2 separate regions of the Mus musculus genome follow, and region 1 is linked to region 2. The links are chromatin loops, found by intact Hi-C in ENCODE. Cell type or tissue: heart. All regions are shown on one strand. Each heading gives the region's core, and the rest is flanking DNA. Links, peaks and the distances in the headings are about the cores only.

Evidence for each region. Hi-C counts contacts between places; a loop is a spot of excess contacts. Peaks named below come from ENCODE experiments on the same cell type or tissue, not always from the same donor. Only the 100,000 strongest peaks of a DNase experiment are listed, where the experiment ranks them.
Region 1: a loop joins it to region 2, with 2.6 times the contacts of the local background. A loop is called at or near these places in 9 of 42 quality-filtered maps.

The regions. Positions count from the first base shown.
Region 1 is chr6:72,736,268-72,747,453 of GRCm38, reverse strand. The region is part of intron 3 of Tcf7l1 (transcription factor 7 like 1 (T cell specific, HMG box)); the gene reads left to right. It overlaps Gm31249 (a long non-coding RNA gene), which reads right to left and starts at 7,611. Exons shown (of 2, transcript XR_377763.3): 1 at 3,193-7,611. In heart, for the core only: CTCF peaks have their summits at 1,418 (motif pointing left) and 6,694; DNase peaks (open chromatin) are centred at 6,213 and 6,723; H3K4me3 peaks cover 574 bases; H3K27ac peaks cover 1,928 bases.
Region 2 is chr6:72,666,804-72,677,989 of GRCm38, reverse strand. The region is part of intron 3 of Tcf7l1 (transcription factor 7 like 1 (T cell specific, HMG box)); the gene reads left to right. All of the region lies in intron 1 of Gm31391 (a long non-coding RNA gene), which reads right to left. Among named protein-coding and RNA genes, the nearest start is that of Gm31391, 17 kb to the right of the region's middle. In heart, for the core only: a CTCF peak has its summit at 6,550; a DNase peak (open chromatin) is centred at 6,699; H3K4me3 peaks cover 497 bases; H3K27ac peaks cover 1,406 bases.

The sequences.
Region 1 (11,186 bases), core at 1,377-9,376, 70 kb before region 2:
GTCAGGGTCCCAGCATGGTATGGTTTGCATTGGTGACAGACTGCTGGCTGCTGCTGCATTCCTTCGTGGCAGCATAGCTCTCTGGCCTCAGCCATGAGGATTTACCTCCATAGCTTAATCTCCTCCCAAAGATTCCACCTCCAGATCCGGTCGTATTAGATTTCAACGGAGGAATTTGGTGGTAGGAGCATGAACATTCAGCCCATAATTCTTAATGTATTTACCATATGGTTAATTTGTCTTGTTTGTGTGAGACTGGGTCTCACTGCCTAGATGTTGCTGCTCTGGAATTCACTATGTAAACTATAACGTAGACCATAGATGTAGCTGGCTTTGACCTCACAGACGGCTGTCTGACTCTATCTCCCAAGTGATAGATTCAAGGTGTGGTCCACCACATCTGGCTTTATTTAAATTTTTAAAATATAATCAGTGTCTGTCACATTATGTGACAGAGGAAAAGATGATTAACCTACAGTCCAGCATCCCACTTTTTGTTTTGTTTGTGGTACCAGGGATTGAATATCGGCCCTCCTACATGCTTACCAAGAGCAGTGCCACTGAGCAACACCATACCCTTACATTGTGTGTGTGTGTGTGTGTGTGTGTGTGTGTGTGTGTGTGTGTGTGTGTAGGTCATAGGTCAGCCTTGTTCTCAGGTGTCTTTATCCTCTGAGCCATCTCCCTGACCCTCTTACTTTTGAAACAGAGTCCTGGTAAGTTGTACAAATGGGCTTTGCATTACTTTGTAGCCCATGCTGGCCTTGCATATGTAATCCCTCTGCCTTAGCCTCCTGAGTAACTGGGATTACTTGCGGGTCAGGCCCCAAATCCACTTTCATTGACTACTTCCTTTGTCTATATTCTGACTCATCCATATCTTGTATAGTTATTACCAGAGGATATGTACAAATTTGGGGGTGGTTTCCCCTCCCTGGTATTCTTAAGTCCGGGTATTGGAGGTGAAGCCTGGAATATGGACACCCTGTAGCTACAGTGGGCATTAGGATTGCAGCAATCAATTGTGTGGAAAGTGTAGACTGCCATTCATATCTTAACCAGTGACATAGACTGTGGAGAGCAGGCCCCACCTCTCGGAAAAAGCAGGGGGCATCAAGTATCATGAGGTAGGACCAGGTTTGGGGGCCTCAGAAACATCTCCATATGCCAGACAAAATGCTGTTTATCCTGGAAAGGACCGAGATTTTAATCCGTCAGAAGGGATTAAACAAAACAAAACAAAACAGCATTTTGGGGTTTTTTGTTTTGTTTTGTTTTTTGGAGACAGGTTTCTCTGTGGTGTCTTGGCTGTTCTGGAACTCATTCTGTAGACCAGGCTAGCTTCGATCTTAGGGATCTTTCTGCCTCTGCCTCACGAATTCTGGGACTAAAGGCTCACACACCGCCACCACCTGGCTTAAAACAACATCTTTGCATCCTTTCTAGAACTTCCTGTCTTTTCACCTAATGTTGCGGGGCGGGGGCTGTTCTTTTAGCTTCCTCTCACGGCAGCCAGGGCCGTTTGTTTTGTGGGCCTTTTCCTTCCTCGCCACACACCATCACCCCTCAGTCTTGCCGTTGACAGAGGCGTTAGTCTCTCCCCTCGAGTCACTGTGGAATCCTTCCTGCGTGCTGGTTTCCAAGAGGGGCTAGGTTTGGAGGAGAAGGGACTGTTGTGTGGGAGATGGTGGGGTCAAAGTCTCAGAGTCCACGGACGTTCGCTCACCCTCCCTTCCAGAGAGCTGACTTTTAGCATTAGCACTTTTCAGAAAGCTGTCTAGTTGGTTTTTTTTAAAGATTGATTTTTATTTTTAATGTGTATACGTGTGCATGTGTGTGAGTGCACACTTGCGAGCGTGGGAAGAGACCCGGGGAGAGTGTTGGATCCCCCGGAAGCTGGAATAAGAGGCAGTTAGTTGTGAGCTGCCCACTGTGGATGCTGAAAACCAAACTTGGGTCTTCTGTAAGAGCAGCAAGTACGATTAACTGCTGAGCTGTCTCTCCAGCCTTCGGATGTTTGTCCATTTGATAGACATAAAGACCTGAGACCTGCCAGTGTTTTTCATGCTAGTGTTTTTCATACCTCCAGGACCTGAGCATAGTGCAGCATTCACTGATGCCCTGGTCTCGTTGTGTTTGACACCCATCCTGTCTAGTTTTCAGAACCTTTGAGATGGTTGTGATAGGCATCTGAAGGTAGGGCTCACTTTGCAGCTTCACCTGGCCCCACTGCCATTGAGTTTAAGCCCCTAGTGTTTGATTCTAAAGGGTATGAACATAAGAATTAATGTATTTTTCTAGACATCACATGTGTTTATTTACGTGTGTGTGGCAGGGGCGTGCACCATGGCATCCATCTGAGGTCAGAGCACACCTTTCAGGAGTTGGTTCTCTACTTCCACCATGTGGGTCCTGACTCAGGTTACTAGGCTCCAGGCAGGCACCTTCACCTGCTGAGCTATCTCATTGGCTTGCCCCGTCTCTCTTCCTTCCTTCCTTCCTTCCTTCCTTCCTTCCTTCCTTCCTTCCTTCCTTCACATGTGTAGAAGTCAGAGGTCAACACGGGGCATCTCCCTCAAACGTTCTTCTTCACGTTATCATTCGAGGTAGGGTCTATCACTGAATTCACTGGTTGGCTGGCATGGTTGGCCAGTGAACACTGGGGATCCATCAACTCCCACCTTACCCAGTGTATTTTTTACATGAGTGCTTATGATCCAAAGTCTTGCTTGCATAACAGGCGCTTTACCAATGGAGCCATTTCTTCAGCGCCACTCCAACACTTTTTGAGGCAAGCTCTGACTAAGTCAGCTCCTGGCTGGCCTGGAACTCACTATACAGACTGAATCAGACTGGCCTCACACATGTGGTCAGCCTCCAGTGCTGGGCTGCTGGGAGAGAGGGTGGAACGTGAGTTCCTAACTCTTTCTAGGTGGTGCTGCTGCTTGCCAGAATTAATAAACCTCTGGACTGTCATATCGCTAGGATTCTGGTCCCGTCCCCCACCCTCATACCCTCACCTTCAAAAAACCTAACAGAATAAATAAGACTGGCATCGAGCCCTGTGTCTAAAAGGAACTTTCTTTGCAGCGTAGAGTATTTAAGTGATGCTGGCTAACGTCCCAGAGTCAGACTGCCCCCTTACTCTGCCTATGTGCAGCCCTTGCTCCGGAGGCTGAAAGGCTCCCTTACCTGGCAGTGCAGGGGTTTGTTGAGAGCCTGTGGGCTGGTAGGAGAGTTCTGCCATCGTGTTGGTTTGCCTCCTTTTAGCTTGTGGAATGTGCTGAGCTGAGTGTTTCCCATGGCAAATGCATAAAAAAGATTTCTCATCCTTTTCTGAAAGAAAGGGGGGAAAATGTCTTCTGTCTGCAGTCAAAACTTGTTAGATGCTATGTCCCAAACCTCTAGTCATGCCCTGTCCTTTGTACCCTTTCTCTCTGGTGACTTTCTCTGCTTTTAAAGATCTCTGGAGTTAATTTTTAATGGCTGCATGTGTGGGGTGAGTCTGGCTATCCTGCGTGGGTGTTACCACCCAGGACATGGCTCAGCAAGGTCCCGGGAACAGCTCCAGGGCTGAGTAGGCAGGAGGGACAGAAAGACATCAGTTGGAGAGAGAGTCAAGGACCCCCACCCTTTGAGAGGGGGGGCAGAAATGTGGGTTCAATGATTCAGTGTTGTGTCCTGAAGCTTTTGGCTTGCAAAATGCTCTGTGGTTAGCTTTGGGGTAGCAGTGTGGTAGCCGAGGGCCCAGCTGCCTGTTGGGTGTGTCCATTTGCTCTGGCAGGACAGAACCAAGCCATTATATATGTGGGAATCCACCCACAGACTTCTTGTGTGTTTGTGTAAGCATATGTTCATGTGGATACAGACTCGCACGGGTGTGTGCACATCCATGAGGAAGTCAAAGCGTGTCATTTTCAGTGGCCACACACCTGTAAGTTTTTTCACATGTGTATATATGTGGTGTGCGTGTGCATATTTATGCATGGGTGTGTGTACCGGTATGTGGATGCACATGTGTATGTAGTCCGTGTGCATATAGTGGTTGAGGTTGACATAAGGAGTCTTTAGCACAACCCAGACCCTAGAGCTTGCTTGTGTGACTAGTCTAGCTGGGACCCCAAGCTCTTGGAGAGACAGGTGGGCTGCCACATCTACCCAGCACTTGGGAGGGACTGGGGGTGCAGACTCCTGTCCTCAGACATGTTGCTTGCAAGACAGGAAAAAGCACTATAACCGAGCCATCTCCCCAGTCTCTACTGTCCTTTTCTTGGAGATAGGGTCTCCCACTGGTCTGTAGGCTTGGCTGGCCAGCAACTGACTCAGATCCTTCTGTCTTCCTCTCCCCACTGCTGGGGTTACAAGTCTACCCCATGCCTGGCCTTTTTTTCTTTTTTCTTGTTTTTTAAGGTTTATTTTTATGATTTTTTTTTTTCATTATGTGGGTAGGGTGTGTGGAGACTGAATGTGAATGCCTGTGTGCCTGTGGAGGCCAGAAGAGGGCTTCCAATCCCTAGACCTAGAGTTAACTGCAGCTGCAAGCACCCAACTTGGGTGCTGAGAACTAAACTTAGGTCCTCTGGCAGAGCCAGATTTGCCCATTAATGCTGATGCCACTCTCCAATCCTAAGCTTTTTTAACAGTGTCAGTTCTAGGGGTCACACTCATCATTGCTTAAAGAGCAATCACTTTATGGACTGGGCGGTCTCCCCAAGCCTCGCTCACAGATTCCTAATAGCTCTCATCTGAGCAAATCTTTTCGATTCTCAATGAAACCTCAGCGTGATCGTCTCTACCGTCTGGCTCCCAGGAGTCTCTCATACTTGCCCTCTGGTGGCCTCCAAAGCAAGGAAGTAACAGATGACCCGTGGGGTGTTTCCTGGGCTCCAGGCACTGCTCCAAGTATCTGTCTACCCCTTCATGTACAGCAGCCGTAGAAGGGCTGGCCCCACTTCACAGATGGAAAAATGGAACTATCATGAGGCCACATGATTTGTTCAACACCATGTACAGCCAACAAACAGCAAGAAGCCAATGGCTTCTTCACTGTCGGCACTGAACATGAGTGATTCTCAGCCTCAGCCTGAGAAGAACACTTGACAGTGCCCCTTGCCCCATCTCCCATAGTTTTGTCAAAGCCTTCAACTGCTTCTCCCCTACGGTTTCTAAGGGAGGCTTTGAGTGATTTCAGGTTCCACAGATCTCAGGGTCCAGCTGTCCTGTTTCTATGCTTGTTAGTAATTTTGGTGGGACTAGAGACGAGCCTTCCCAAAGACGAAGTTCTTGAACACTGACAGAGTGGCCTGCATATTTACGTAAGGATACGAAAGCATCCCTGCGCAGTCTGGCCAGTGCCAAAGACTAAGTGTAAATCAATAAACTATAAACCACCCCAGGGAAATCTATCTGGACGTGGTGACTCGAATCTGCAATCTTAGCACTCTGGAGGCTGAGCTAACCTGGGCTAACATAGTGATATAGATTGGACTCAGGAGACAGATAATTAAGTGAGCATGAAGACCTGAATTTGGATATTGAGAACGACAGATCCCCAGAGTCCACTGGCCGGTCAGCCTCTTCAGATCAGTCGTCAGTGAGAAACACTGTCTTGGGCTGGAGAGATGGCTTAGTGGTTAAGAGCACTGACTGCTCTTCCAAGGGTCGTGAGCTCAAATCCCAGCAACCACATGGTGGCTCACAACCATCTGTAATGGGATCTGAATACAGCTACAGTGTATTTAGATATAATAATAAATAAATCTTAAAAAAAAAGAAACACTGTCTTTAAAAAAACAAAAAGGAGAGACCAATAAAAGACACTTAACATACATGCACACACATGTGTAAACCCCTTCTTCATACAACACGCGCGCGCGCACGCACACACAGACACACACGTGCACACACACCAAGCAAGCAAGCAAGCAAGTAATTCAGAGAATAGCTTCAAGAATCTTCTTTTTTGGGGACAAATAATCAGCAGGAACAGATCCTGGCTGGAGCAAAGGGACATATATATTGAAGGGAGGGACCTAGAACATGCTGAGTCCTAGCAGATGACAACCTGTTGGCTCCATGCCAAGTCTAAGATCTATGGTCGTTGGGATACATGCACAGTTACTTCCTGAGTGTGCTTCTGGGGTGCTCTCTGTACCCCGCTGGCCTGTCATTAGGCAACATTTGGCAGATCAGTTTAATAAATGTCATGTGTTCTTGTCCCAAGGCTGGGCGTATGTGCACCGTGTTCCAAACACAGGCCACAGCTTCAAGAATCAAACATGGGGAGGGCGGCAGGCAAGCTGCCAATGGCAATGAAGAAGCCATTGGCAGTGAGTTAACCCTACGGACTCCATGAAACCCAAGGCTACATTGGCGGCACTTCAGATACAGAGTGCTAAGTCACAGGGGGAGAGGAGCAAGGCAGGGTGCAGAGGGGGACTTAAGAAGAAGGTGGAGAGAAAAGGGAGAGATGGTGGAGTTTGACAAGTCCTGTCAGAACTGAGCGAGACTGTCAGATAGACACGCAAGCCTCTCGCACAGCCTGGGACCTGGCTGGGTTTGCAGTTCTAACTACTAACCCGCGAGAGCGGCAGGCCTGGCAACTCTGGCATTCATTCTTTGTGAGCTGAAGTCCTGAAGGAAGAGCTGAACACTCTTAGCTGAGAAGTGGCGGGCACCCGAACTGGCGCCAGGAGACGAGGGCGGCAGGAATGTGTCAACACCAGCAGCTGGCTGATATCTGATCCTGGCTTTCCGTGACTTCCGCTTCAACCATTGTTAACATACCAAGCAGGCTGTGAATGAATGAATGAAGTGGATAGAGGATTCTGCATGGGCTCTCCCAGCCTGGACAGAATAACCCTGCCTGTCTAGCACTTGGAGCTTGTCCTGCCTTTTGGGACCGGGAAACCTGTTTAAGTAATGGCCTCAATGAGTGTTTTAGATTCAAAGGCAGTGATTATTGTTGGCTTTGTTGGGACAGAGTCACCACTTTACAAGATAACTCCTCCGGAAGGCTTCTTAACACAACAAAAGTTTATCTTTCGTGCATGGTACAGTCAATGTAAACATGGAGCAAGCATATTGCCCATTGGTACAGAGACTCAAGCCTTTCTCAAGTTCAGTTGTCTTCCAGAACAGTGGTACTCACGCTGAGTAAGTCTCCATATTACCCCAGGATGAGGAATTTTGGGCTGGGAAGGTAGCTCAGAAGTAGTTGTTATAAGTAAGTATGAAGGTCCAAGTTCAATGCCCCAGAACTCACATGCAATTGTGTGCCCCAGCAGCGTGTGCCCGTACTCACAGGCCATGGGAGGCAGAGACAGCACAGTTCCTAGGGCTCGCTGGCCAGCTAGGCGAGCCACATTGCTAAGCTCTATGCTCACTGAGAGACTCTCTCAAAAACCAAGATGAAGAGTACCCGAGGAGACAACAACCTATACTGATTGATCTCTGGCCTCTAAATGGGCACACATTCCAAAACCCCATATTTATTTCTTTCTCTTCCCCTGTCCCATTTTTTCTTCTTTCTTGTTTGATTTCTGTGTAGGTCTGGCTGTCCTGGAACTCAATCTGCAGACCAGATTGGCCTTGAACTCAGAGACTGCTTGCCTCCCAAGAACTAGGATTTAAGATGTGCACCTCAGGGCTGGAGAGATGGCTCAGTGTTTAAGACTGCTCTTCCAGAGGCCCTGAGTCCAAATCCCAGCAACCACATGGTGGCTCACAACCATCTGTAATGAGATCTGATGCCCTCTTCTGGTGTGTCTGAAGACAGCTACAGTGTACTTATATATAATAAATAAATCTTTTTTTTTTAAAAAAGCAAATTGCAGGAAAATAATTAATTTTTTAAAAAAGACGTGCACCTCAAAAATGACAAAGAAAATATGTCATTTTAAATTTTTTAAAAAATTATTTTTATTTTATGGGCATTAGTGTTTTGTCTACATGTGTGCCTGTCTGGCAGGCAGTTGTGAGCTGCTATGTGGGTGCCGGGAATTGAACCCAGGTCCTCTGGAAGAGCATCCAGTTCTCTTGACCACTGAGTCATCTCTCCAGCCTAAAACCTCCATTTTTCTGAAGTCCTACTTCATTGTAGAAAGCCCGAGGATTGCAGGGCTAGGAGGTTCCGTGTGGCTGCGGCAGCTGGCCCAGAGAACACCCATTGAGAAACCCTGCCCTAGGGCCTGTTAGTTCCCCCTGAAGGGCTGCTTCCAGCTAAGCGATGAGGGAGGAGAGCAAAGGGAGGGTGGGTGCAATGACCCCACTTTCAACCCCAAGGGAACTGGACCAGTGCAGGCCTTTCATGTGTCCAGAAGGAAGGCGGCATGGCACTGTCTCTGCCACACTTAGGAAGGCAGCACAGAGTCAGGTCTAACATGGTCTCCACCTTGCCAGTTCATCTCCAAAGGAATTCCAACTTTTCCCTTACTAATGGAGCTGGGAGATGACTTTTTTGGGAAAGTGCTTGCCATGCAAGTATGAGGACCTGAGTTCAAATCCTCAGTATCCACATATATAAATAGGCACAGCAGTATGCTCCTGTAATCCTAGTTCTGGAAAGGGGGAGACAGGAGGACCCCTGGGCCTTGATGGGCATCAGATGAGCCAAATTGAGAGGGTTCACTGAGAGACCCTGCCTCCAAAAAATAGAGAACCCGAGGAAGATATCAGCACTGGACATGGCTTCTGCATGAATGTCCACACGTGGACGTCGACTTGCACATAGACACATACACATGTACATGCACACACAGAGACACATACACAGGTGCCAAAAGAGAAAGAAGATAGATCATGGCTAGAACCATTACTGAATGTCCAGTTCTGTGTGCAGGTCATCGACAACAGGCATCTCGGGCTGGAGAGATGGCTCCCCTCTTAGAGAGCACTTGCTGCTCTTGCAGAGAACAGAGTTTAGTTCCTAGCACCATCACGGGGCCGTGGGGCATCTCACAGTTGTCATAGCACAAGCTCCAGGTCACCAGCATGTACAAATATACACATGCAGGCAGATACATACACATAACTTAAAACAAGCAGGTTCCTCAGGCACAGAAATGGTTCTGATGCTCTGGCCCAGCCACCGGATCCTGGGCCAAAGGAAGCACACTGTAAGTTGTAGTCTTGTCGTTCTTGCACACAATGGATTTGACTCTGATGGTTCCTTCTTGGTGTCCTTTCTCATCACTGTTGTCTCCTGACCCTAAGACCCTTACAACACTAGCCTAAATGGGGTTTATTCTTTTATTCATGTTGTAGTTCAGCCCTGATGTTAAGGGATCGTCACTGTGGCATGGTCAGTTATTTTTTGTGTTCCCTCCCAGCACGGCTAAGCTTGAAGAACTAAAGGGTCTCGAGTAAAATAAAGCAAGGGTTCGAGTTGGCTTTGGGTTGGCATGGAGGTGGTATGTATCGGGCAGAGGGTTGGACTATTACTGCTCAGATCGCTATGGGAACTCCAGGCTCACCTGGCGGGGGTAGGGTCAGGGGTCACGGCTTGAACAAAGTGAAGGAGGCAGAGATAAGACTGGGGGTGTGGGGAGCCCTGAGTGTCACCCATCGAGACCTGTGTAGGTTGAGGGAATAGAGTTGGTGGGGAGAGTAGGTCTTTGACTTGGGGTGCCTACTGGAGCCACTTGTGTGGAGCTTGCCCGTCCTGCTTTAAGGAATTATCTTTCGGAAAGAAATCTGATGACAAGAATGAGGAAGTGACCTGACTGAAAAGTCTCTGGCCGATCCTCGAGGGCCAGGGAAGATTTGAGTGTCAGAAGCAGAGGGAGGCGAGGGTGGGAGCTCCAGTCAGAGGCTGAGCTTGGGATGGGCAGGAGAGGCCCTGACAGCTAGGAGGAAGGCATGGACCCAGTCTCTGAGGATCAACAGGAGATAGGCAGAGGTGGTGTTCTGGAAAACACAGTTTGTCAGACAGGCCTATGGGATCACGTGTGGTCAAGGTGACCCAGAGACAGGGAAATCAGAGGACAAGGGGCAAATGTTAAGTGTCAGTTCACAGGCCAAGGCCAGTGGCCCCTAGGAGTTCAAACATGTATGTCATGGTGATTACAGAAGTCTGCATCTCTGGCCCTCGGAGCACGGATGTTGGAGGACAGCTTCCTCACGGGACAGCATGGCGGAGGTCAGCCATGTCCCTTTGTCACTGTAGCTCCCTTCAGGCCTCTGCTGCCCTTCCTGAGCCCACTGGGCACAAAACCAGAGCCTTTCTGTTTGATTTGGCTTGTGACCTCCTCTTAGGGCCGGCCAGGTGCGCTGGGCTCTTAAAGGACTCACCTCTTCTTGCCCTTCCAGTCTTACCCCTGCAAGGCAAAGACTCTCACCATCTGCTCCGGTATTTGAGAAATGAGGAAACAAACTCTCAGGCTCAGAGAGGTCACGGCCTGCCTTGAGTTCTCTTAGCAAAGTTCAGCGCAGGGTTCTGTCTACATCTGGGCGCCTTGACTCCACCCGCAGAGCACGTGATCGCCCGTTGTTCAGTATCTCAATAGCTTCATGATGAATTCTGTGCGGCTTAAGAAATGAAGCTAGGTGTTTCTAGGCAGGATAGGGGTTGAGACTAAGGGAGACACCAGTTTCAAGAAAGTGTGCACTGGTGACCAGTGCCAGAGAGTTGACAGTCACCACCAGCTTGGGCACCAGAAGCTTAGGAACGTGGGAACCCTCAGCAAAGAGTCCTTCTAGTGGAAACCTGGGGAAAGAGCTGCGGGAAAGAGCCACCAGCTGCAGGAAAGGTCGTCTTGACTGCTGTGGATCTTCTACAGAGGTTGCCTCTGAGCGACAGGATCAAGAGGTTTCTACCTGAGGTGTTACAATGCTCTGGCAGTCCCTGGCTTGGGGTTAGAGGGTGTTACAAAGAAGCAGCTTTGTGGCCTGTGGTGGGTTTGGTGTGTTGAGTGTGGGTGTGTGTTCAATGTGTGTTCAGGTGGAGATGTGTACCAGTGTAGGTTGGGAATCAGAGAACAGTCTTGTTTGGGTGTTGGTCCTCAGGGGTCCTCTTCATCTTTTTGTTTGAGACCAAGTCAGTCAGTGACCTGGAACTTTGCTAAGTAGGCTAGGTAGGCCTAGCTAGCCAGTGAGCTCTGGGGATCTGCCTGTTTCCGTCTCCCATCGAGTCACCCCCAGGATGACATGCAAGTACCACCGTGGCCGGGTTCTTATGTGGGCTCTGG
Region 2 (11,186 bases), core at 1,777-9,776:
CCTAGGACAGGTGCCTGGAGCCGGCACCAAGCCAACTGTGGTGATGCTCATGTGCCCTGTCTGGAGTCCTGCGGGAGCCCTCTGCACTTTTTGCCTAATGATCACTGTATAGTGATTGACTGGGCCTAGTGTCTGGAGCCTTTGTCTGAGCTCCTTGCATCCCTCCCTGGGGACCATTGTCTGAGTTGGTGGTTGTTAATCCGCAGCCTCTGAGAAGCTGCCTGGCAAATGGGAGGTTAATGTGCAAACAGCAGGGAGCGTTGTCAGTGTGTGGGGTTGGACGGCAAGTAGGAGGGAAATAGTTAAAAATCCTATTCAAGGCCCGGAGGGGAGGAGGGGTGGGCGAGGGAGCAGGCTCAGCCTTGTGTTAATCTTACTGGAATGTAACCAGTTCGGGCAGTTTCTGGCTTTGGTATTGCCCTGTTGCTCAGGGGCCCAGTGTCTGGTCTCTGCCTCCTAAGCTTCCCAAAGGCTGAAGTCCTGGGGTCCCTTCTATCTTGACCGTCTCTAGCATCTTAAAGGAGCCCGACCAGAACATCAGGAGGCTGCTAAAACCCGGAGAACCTCACAGCCCGCACCACAGAGGAAGCTCGGGGAGGCGGTTGTATGGAGGAATCGGAGGGGCAAGCAGAGAGAATGTTTAGAGAAAAAGCCCCCAAACCTGTTTGGTCAGGCTTGTATAACTGCCTGGAGGTCTGGGAATGCATGCCTAGGGGAAAGAGCTGCTCCTGGACACTAACAGCTAACAGTGCAGCCTGTGTGCGTTGCTGGATAAGGGGGAGTCAGGGCGGGCGGGGGTCAGCTCACAAGTGGTGGTTTACTGCTTGACCGAGAGTGTGTTCATGTCTGCTGCAATTCACTGTTGAACTCTAAAACAGTCTTGTGTTGGTCTGGGCTGTGCCTCATAATATCTGCATATTAAAAATCCATCCAGCTGGACACAGGATTGGTGCACTTCCTCATATAGCCGTTGAGTCTTTGTTGGGGACGTTTAAGAAGTAAATTTTAGGTTGAGTCAATCGCTCTGTAAGTTCAAGTATTGGTGTCATTAGAAGGACCTGAGTTCAAGTCCCAGAGCACATGCTGAAGAGCCTGGAGATAGTGGGTGAGAACCCTCAGATCTCAGCACCCAGGTAAAACACATGGGGTCCGGAGTGGGCAGAGACGGGATTGCTGAAGCTTGCTGGCTGAGAGTAACGCAAGTCTCAGGGAGGGACTCTTTTTCAAAGCCATAAAGTACAGTGACAGAACAGGACACCCTCTGGTGCCAGCTGCATGCTGTCCCTATCATCTGAGAACTAGGGAAGGAGAGACAGATGCATCCCTGGGGCTCACTTCCAAGTAGCCTAGCCTGCTGGGTGAGCCCCAGTCAAGTGAGAGACCCTGTCTCAGGGGACTGGAGAGCCGGCCCAGCAGTTAAAAGCATCTGCTGCTCTTGCAAAGGAGGCCGCTTCTGTTCCAAGCACCCATATCAGGCAGCTTAAAAACTTTCTGTAACTCCAGTTCCTGGGGATACAATGCCCTCTTCTGGCTCCTGTAGGCACCAGGCAGTAAATATAAATAAACAAACCCAAGGTAGGCAATGCCTGAAAAATGACACCTGAAATTGACCTTGCTCCCAATGTAGGTAGGTACACACACATAATTGAAGGGATTGTGGGGGGGGGGAGAGAGAGAGAGAGAGAGAGAGAGAGAGAGAGAGAGAGAGAGAGAGAGAGAGAGAGAGGTAGGTAGGTGGTGGGCAGGTCTCTGTAAGTCCTCCTAGCCTCATGCCTTTTCTGGCCAGCCCAGCAGCAGGGAATGGGGGTACAAGGCCACCATGAGTGTAGGCGTCCAAGTGGCCACTCTGCTATTGGGAAACGGAAGGAAATTGCGTGGCAGCCAGACCCTGGGGCTTCCTCACTCCGGGCTACCATTTTGCTCACAAAAGTGAAAGCAGTGAAGGTTGCAACTATAGAAAGGTCTCTAAGTCCCCATTCGGCATAAGGCACCTTTCCAGAACACAGGGCCATAAGGCCCCATGGAGCTATTGAGCTGATCCGGAACCCCACCTAGCTTGTATATTCATCAAGGGAGCCCAGATCCAAAAGCTCAGGCTCTGCCCAGCCCTGACCCTGTGGGTCACCCTTCTGCGCCCCACCCCCCCCCACTCCACCCCTCCGGCCTGCCCAGCAGACAGGACTCTGGATTCTGTCTCTGTTGGAACCCACCAGCCATCCGGAGAGTCCAACGTACTGAATTTCATTTCTTTCCCGCTCTTGAGTTTTCCATGATTTGGGATTTGCAAATGATTTTCCTCTGGGAATTTTTTAGGCCATCCCATGTAGGTGGCATCTGACATTTAAAATCCTGTCGGTACCATATCTAGCTGTGTGGCCTTTGATAAATTAAAATGTCTGGAATCGGGCTGGTGAGATGGCTCAGTGGGTAAGAGCACCCGACTGCTCTTCCGAAGGTCCAGAGTTCAAATCCCAGCAACCACATGGTGGCTCACAACCATCCGTAACAAGATCTGACTCCCTCTTCTGGTGTGTCTGAAGACAGCTACAGTGTACTTACATATAATAATAAATAAATCTTTAAAAAAAAAAATAAAATGTCTGGAATCCCAGTCTCCTCATGTCAGGTAACGGGAGTAGCAGCAGTAGTGTTAAGCTCACTGGGCGAAGGGAGGGCAAACCGTACTGATATACTTGTCACCTGGGATACAGACGGGGCTTCTGTCATCATCCTAACGGGAACCAGACAGCACAATATGCCTCACAGACCGGCACCCCGATGCCCTCCCCGAATGCAACCTCATGCCTAGACATAAGTAAGTAGACATACACAGAGAGAGAGAGAGAGAGAGAGAGAGAGAGAGAGAGAGAGAGAGAGAGAGAGAGGCTTTAGAAGCTCCATTTTGGCCTTGGCCCCTCTTGGCACTGTGTTTCCCCACTGAGCTGCTATGATGTCCTAAGACACAGATAGAAGCAGGGATGGAAGAGACAGAAGATGCTACAGGACCAGGCTCTCTACCACCACCGCCACATCTCATATGGAAATGAAAACTACAGGATATTCTCCGTTTGGGCCATGCCCTTTGTGTCGTAGGGAGGTGTGTTTTTTTGTTTTTTGCTAGGCTGGGAGTAAATATGCTCCACAGCTTGTTGGCTTGACTTATAGCTTTTAATTATGTAAATAAGTAGGCATCCTCTCAGATCCCGTAGATACCAGTGGAGACCCTCCTTGTCCAGCAGTAGCCACCTGGACCTCTGAGGCCAGTGCCAGTTTCAGTGATGGCCTTCATAATTGTATTTAGGAAACCAGTGTCATGGATCTTTTTAACTATTCAAAGTGTTATTTATTCATATTGGTTCAAAGGCTGGAGAGACAGCTCACTCCACAAAATGCTGCCATGTGAACGTGAAGACCTGAGTTTGAACCCCAGAACCTATGTTTTTTTGGGCTTTTTGTTTGTTTGCTTGTTTGTTTGTTTGTTTGTTTGCTTGCTTGCGTTTTTGTTTTGTTTTGTTTTGTTTTGTTTTGTTTTGTTTTTTCGAGACAGGGTTTCTCTGTGTAGCCCTGGCTGTCCTGAAACTCACTCTGTAGACCAGGCTGGCCTCGAACTCAGAAATTCGCCTGCCTCTGCCTCCCAAGTGCTGGAATTAAAGGTGTGCGCCATCACGCCCGGCACTTGCTCGTTTTTAAAGGCCGGTGTGGTGACACATGCCTGTAATCCCAGCACTGAGAAAGCAGGGATGAATGGGTCCCTGAAACCTCGTGGCCAGCCAGCCTGGCCTACTCTGTGAGCCTCAGGTTTAGTGAGAGACCTTGTCTCAGAAAACAAAGCGGACAGCTCCTGACTATGGACAGCTGAGGTTGTCTTCTGCCCTGCACACACCCTCCCCCTCAAAAGGAAACACAGCAACAAAGAAAAAAAAATGCAGTGAGTCTAGCATAGAGGTCTTCTCTCTGTGAGTTGTCACCTGGATTCAAAGTCTCTCTCAAATCCCATCACCCACTCCAATTCTTAATGACATTTACCACTTGGGACAGATGCTTTGTCCTCCCTCATTAGATGAAGGCCACCTGCCTAGCCATATTGTCCTTTCCTCTTGCACAGCAGCCAGGGACAGAGTCCCAACACAGTGGGTGTACCATAAGTATTTGTGGAATGACAGGCAGAGTGTATTACAAACTGATCCATACTCCTCAGGCCTGTGTTGATTTTTCTGGAACTGCCCTGTTGTTCATCCCCTCCCGAGTAAACAGATTCAGACCCTCAAGAAAATCGGGCAGCCAAGCCCTTAACAAGCCAAGAAAGCCAGCCTTCATTTTGATTATCTTTGGGCTAAGTTTGCTTGGGAATTTGTATCTGTAGAAAAAAAAAGTCTTAGCGTTCACCGCTGTGAGGCAAATTTTTTGCATTCATTTATTCTTTCGGTGGTTTGGCCCCATAAAGCAAGGCTGGCCTGAGGGGAAAGCTGCCTGAAAGAATCCAAGTTTGTCTTTAGTGGTAGAAATTAAACAACTTCTCCAGGCCGTGCCCTCAAACTTCAGCCCCGTTTACTATTGAAAATTGTGTCTCAAGGGGTACAGAGAGGCGTGGGATAATGGGGACTGAAAAATGTTTGAGATTTGGACATTTTGTTTTCTTTTTCCCTTGGAGAATAATCTTTTGGGAAAAACTTGGATGAAGACCCTTAGAACCATACAGATTTTTTTTTTTTTTTAGTTCAATTCAAGCCCCAAGTCATAGCTTGATTCATTTTTGTGAACAATAGACAGAGAAGTGCCCACGGAGCATCCAAAAGGCTGAATGAACTGCAGGAACAGGAGGGCAGGGTCTGTCCGCTGAGTGTCCCAGGCTCTGCATGGACTCCCCAGAAGTTCCCAGTCACTCGGGAAGCCTTCAGATGGTGGCAGCTGAAACACCAGGCCCTGTGTAGGTGTCCAGAGAAAGTCTCTGAAAACTTCCAAGAGATGTCCAATGTCTCCCTGAGACTCTTCTCTCAGGGTCTGCATCAAATTACAGGACTGTCTCGTTCCTCTGTCTCCAAGACTGCTAAGTCGCAGCCACTGGACCTAAGGCACGCTTGGAGGTCAGGCCCTGCAGACTCAGTGTCACTCATTCAGGCCAAGCTGCCCCAGTCATAATGTGACAATAGCATAGGAACTGCTGAGGGGAGGGGGAGGTGACACAGTCAGTAAAGCTCTGGCTACAAAACCATAAGGAGCTGGGTTCAATCCCCTGCACCTGTGATGGCAGCATTGCGGCTGGGAGGAGGGTAGGAATAAGAAGGTCTTGAGCCTTGCTGGCCAGGCTCTGCAGCCCAGTTGTCCATCCCTGTTCACTGAGACACTCCGTCTCAAAAAGATAAGGTGATACTCAGAGCTGCCACTTCCGTTTTACTGATAACGGACTAGAATATTTGTTTGTTTGTATGTTGTGTCTGTCATGTGTGCATCACACATACATAGCTCCCCTGAAACTAGAGCTACAGACAGTTGTGAGCTACTGTGTGGATGCTGGAAATCCAACCCGGGTTCTCTAGAAGAGCAGCCAATGCTTGTCTCTCCAGCCCTGATGGACTAGAATTTAAACAAAAGAAATACTGATGTTTTAAATTCATCATTTAAGGAGACCCTGTGACTAGGCATGTTGTCTTTAATAACAGAAGTAGGGGCAGGCGGATCTCTGTGAATTTGGGGCCAGCCTGGTCTTCACAAGTTGTTCCATACCAGTCTGGGCTACACAGTGAGACCCTGTCTCTAAAACAACACACTTCTTGATGTGAGGGTGGGGCATTGAGCTGAGAGCTGACCATTTATTGACACCCATGTGAAAGATGTTTCAGTGATCTTAATGAACACGTGCTAAGGATTTTCGAAGCGCCAAACTTCCCTTCCCTTCAGGGAGCTCAGTGTGGCCCCAGTCCCTTCTGTATCAGACTGGTGACGTGCAACCCCAAAGAGATGCTCAACTCTCCTCTGAGGATGAGTTCCAAGGAGCTGCCAGGATATTCCTACAGTGCTAAGCATTTGCTCTCCTGCGGCACTGTGTCTACTCATGACAGGACTTGTGCACCTCCTCTGGGACCCTACCTGTCAGTAGCCTTTGTGCCATTTCTAACAGTAATCTCTTTGGGGTATCAGAAGGGATGCTAAAGAATTAGTGTAGTTATTTACTGCTTCCAGAATGGTTGCTTGTATGTGAATATGTGGTATGTCAAAGTCCAAGTTAGCAAAAGTATTTCCAGTGATATTAATAAAATACTTTAATTTCCTACAGCCCATCATACAAATAAACTCTTCTGGCCCGTATCTAGGTAAACCTCTAACTCCACACCTCTGAGGAACATGGTGGCACACACATTTAATCCCAACACTTGGGAGGTAGAGGCAGGAGGACTTCTGAGTTGAAGCTAACATGTGTCTACATACTGAATTCCAGAACAGTCAGGGCTATGTTGAAAGCTCCCTCCACCCCACTCCCCAAAAGAGCAAAGAAAGGGCATTTTTGGGTGGAGTTTCGGTTATCAACCACGTGAGCTCTGGGAGCCACCTTGCGGAAGATCTGCTGTCAGCAGTTCCCTGGATGCTGACGTGGAAGAGTGCTCCGTGAAGTGGCCGTTGTGGACAGTTCTGCCAGCACTTGTGTGTCTTGACAGAGGTTGTCAGGACAGGAAGGCATGCTTTAACTATAACCCAAAGCCAGCCTAAGCTACAAGAGTAGTGGAAGTAGATAGTGTCACAGCCAAAAAGAACAGGATGTAGGCTTTAGGGCTTCCTCTCCTGAGGAATTCCCTCTAGTCCCTGGGGCTCTGACAAGCCAAGTGGAATAAGGGGGAAAGCGCTTGCAGGGCGCAGAGGCTGCCAGCTTGGAAGTAAGAGCCTCTGGACCAAGGTAAAAGAGGAGGTGGCTCTCAGAGTCTTATTAAGGACTTGTTAAAGATCTGGGATTGAAGTCTCCCAGGAAGACTTGTGATCAGGATAATGCCAAAAAGAAAGAGATCCAGCCACGTGGAAGAATGAACCATGATCTAATTAGGGACTCCTGAGAACCACAGGATCTATTGAGAAACCTGGAAGTCATCGGAGAACGGAAGTGTGGGCTGTGGTTGGTGCCTAGTGCCATCTCTCCGTCGTACATCTGATTACTGTGGGATACTATGCAGAGACTGCAGGAGCAACTATGCCAAAGGTACGGATGTGGAGTACCACTAGATAGCAGCTACTGAAGTGGCTTCATGTGCCCTGCCTTCCCCCAAGGCCAGTGGCTGCAACTCTAGAAACAACAGACATGCCTCCTGCTAATATAAGAAGGTGTGTGTGTGTGTGTGTGTGTGTGTGTGTGTGCTCATGTTATGATGACTACATACCTTCCCAATGCAACAGAGGAGAGTCATGGTCCTCCATGAGCCCACCACCTTTACTTGGCTCAGTGGCATATAACAAATAGTACCCAAAGTGTTAGTCCAGCCCCTGGAAAATGCATGCAGCCTCTTGACAAATCTTACAGGTGTAGATAAGGAAAGCTGTGTGGTGAGACATTGGGGGTGGCCAGAACAAGGTCCAAGGATGTTGCTGGTGAGGTCGCTGGAGATAGGATGCGTATAGTAGGCTGGGATTTTAATGTCCATGGGGTAGGTGGGTACTTTTCTGCCACATCATGGGATTGAACAGAGCTCTGGCAGGGTGATGGTCCAGTCAGTAGTATGAAGGACAGGGTGACTTGGACAAGAACTTCAGGAGATGGCTAGCAAGGGATTTTATCAAGAGTTTCAGGGTAACCCTAAAGAGAATAGAGGAGATGGCTCAACTGACAGTCCAGAGTTAGAGTGATAAGACTTGGTCCTCTATCAGGTGAAGGACAGGAAAGGAAAGGAACCAACATTGTCCCCAATGCTTGTGCAGTGGTCAGGGTGACTTGAATCCTGGCTCATGCCAATGTTGCTTTCCCCTTCTGAAGAGCCTTGGTTTAGTGGACACTAAGAAACTAGTTCAGTGCTGGCTTTTGATGAGTCTGTGGGCCAGGAGCAGAGGAAGCAACTGGAATTGAGGAGAGACATCAAGATTGTCTACTGTTCCCTGACTCTTCCTTGAGAGGCATGAACAAACATCTACTCAGCCCAGAGAGGACACAATAAACCAATGAATGATTCTTTGCGGGTGTAGTGCGGTGGGCCAGTGGGTGTCTTAAAAGCTGGTGTGGCTCACTCTAAGGCAGTTGTATCACTGAAAGCTCACCCCAGCATGAGTGGTGCTCCTGACAACATACTCTCTGGATTTCTCTGCCCAGCCTGCAGGTAGTGCCACCGAAAAGTCTCCCGGTCTCCCACAATGGTTTCCTTCTCATATAACCTTTGATGCAGGGCCTCATGAATCTTGTCTCTTTCTGAACTTCCTGATTCTTGTGAATTAGCTAAGTCAGTTTATCTTTCTGGATCTTGGCCTCTCTAGGCCTCTAGTCCCTCCAAGAGAAAAGGTTTCACCACACACAGATCAGGATCATCGTGTGGGCGCTGGTTATGCTAGCACAGGTGAAGTTATACAGAGAAGAGGATTCTCAAAGCCACATCTCCAAGAGTATGCAAAGGTCTTGGACTGGCCCAGAGCAGGTACTGAACACCAGAAAGGAGTCTCAGAAAATGATGCTATGAATTTTTAGAGCAGAGCCTTGAAAAGACTTCAGTAGTTAGGAGGTCAGCAGGGGCCTTAGTGAGAACAATAGGTCAGAAAGAAAGAAGGGATGGTATTTTATGATTAATTATTATTATTTATTGATTAACTAATTAATTCTTTGGATGGGTGCACACCACAAACGTGAAAAAGTCAGAAGACAACTTGCGGTTGGTTCTCTCCTACTATGTGGGTTCTAGGGATCAGGGTTGGTGGTAAATAACTTTAAAGGCCGAGCCACCTCAGTTGTTTGGTTTTGTAAAGAGCTCAGCAGGAGACATGGCAGCCACACTGCAGCCTGCCCCACTGTAGGACTGACCAAGAGCACCTATTTACCATGAACTTAAAACTTCTGGAAAAGGGAAATCTAGGAAGAAGAAATCAACGGTCCATTTGACCATGGCTTCCAGTTTATTTAATTCAGCATGCATTCATGTAACTGAATGAAGAGCCTTGACAAAGACTGAGTGTGGGGGGCATTACACAGAACATGGAAAATCAATGGGAATCAGATGGAGAATTTGGCCAGTGAGCTTCAAGCCTCTTGTGTGGTGCTGGCAGAGCTGTCATCCAAGGCAGTCGTTCTATTTCAAAGTCTGTAGCTAGGAACGATAGCCCCATGAAGGAAGTGGCAGAGATGTAACGTCTTTGGATAAGCAGATATGGTACCTGAACGACATGGTCACTTTTCAGTCTTGGTCCCAAATAGCTGCTTATAGACTGAGCTTCATACCCAGTCTCAAACACAGGCTGCACCTAGAACTGATGGGCTACCAGGGTCACTCAAGAAGCAATGTGAAATCCGAGATGCGCTTTTGAGAGTGTGTTCAGAAATGTACCCTTCGAGCTGAGCCAGGATGTCTCGAATTCCAGAAAGACCTAGCCCTGGATTTGGTTGGAGAGCTAGGAGGAGGCACTGCAGCCCTTCTCTCAGCCCCAAAATAAAGAGGAATGTGTTGACACCATTAGGAATGTTCAAGAAATAATTGGTTTTGATGGTCTTCCTAATGTGCCACCAGGAATCCCAGAGTGGGTGTCTGCTGCCTAATCTGAGAGTTTATTTATAAGATCCGGTGAGGGCTGCTCTGGGGATATGGATTTTCCCTTATGTACCAGAAACTTCTACACCAAGCCTTCTAATACTCTGGAGAGACTTAGACAGGTAAAGACTGTAGAAGCTGGTATACTGTAGCACTGAAAAGTGCCCGGTGGTTGGATGGATGCTTGCTCTAGGGGATAAAAGAGAAGCAGGAGAAGCTGAGTATGGGATTGGAGGGCGGTGGTGGGGAGCTTTGTAGCTCAGTGGTGAGCACATGGTGGCACATGTAGGGACAGCTCTGACCTCACATTGACGTCACCTGGGGAGCCATTAAATGAGGCAGAAGGTTAGGGCCCTGCCCTGGAACAGTTGAGTGGCAGGGGAGGAGGGTTGGAAATCTGTGGGTTCATAGCTCCTCTAGGCAACTCTGATGTCGGAGGAATAACAAACTGACCCCGCCCGCTGGTCCAGTAGAAGAACCCACATCCTCCTATCTGTCCGCGTAGATCTTCAATTCACATATAAAGATGTCTGCTTTACAAAAGTGAATTCTTTACTTGCTGGGTGTCCTGCTTTTCCCCTTGAGAGTGTCTAGTAAGTACCTTCGCATGCCTATAAATATTCACTTGCTCCGTAAACTCAAATATCATTGTAGCATGAGGTATTTAATATCTTTCAGCTCTTGTAGATGGTCCCAGTGAGCGTTCCTGCAGCTGTAGTTTGCTCGAATCTTTAATTATTTCCTTAGGATACATTCCTTGAGGTGGTACGCCTTTGGAAGACTTGATACATGCCTCCAAATTGCACAAGAAAAGGCTTACTAATTTATTCTCCCACCAACAGGGCATCAAGAAAAGTGCCCATGGTAATTAAAGAGGAGTAAAAAAGGCCGTTGCCAGCTTGACAGAGTAAAAGTAGTTAACTCATTACTGAATTCATGGCTTCTTTATCTCAGATCCTGCAAACAAATGGGAGTGGAGCCTAGAGATTTTTCCAGATGGCTTGGTGCCTGGTCCAGACTTCTCTGCTGTCTCATAGACCAGGTTTGATGATCTGGGGGCTTTTGTTCCCCACAGTCAATTAGCTAGTGTGGTCCCGGTGGTTACACGGAGATCACCAGGGGGCAGTGTTGAGCTGTTGTGCATATTGAGAATGCCTTCTGGTTTAGCCATAAGAAAAATTTGAATGACACAATTATTCTTTTGTTGAGTGTTTTATGACTTCTGCAGATCGGTGCTCATAATATTGATTTGCCTGCATTAGGAGTTCATCCCCCTACAACTGTTTTTACGTTCACTCTTGTGGGTTCTGGCAAATATCACGGTCCATCATAGCTCTCCCACAGCTACGGCACGGGCCCAGGACACCTGGGTTGTTCCTCCTAATTTCATTTAGGCGAGTGGCCTCTGGGACCATGGTGGGATGGCTCAGCCCTTTTGTCTAAGGAAAGCCAGCATGGGCTGCAGGAATCATGGTCCGAGTT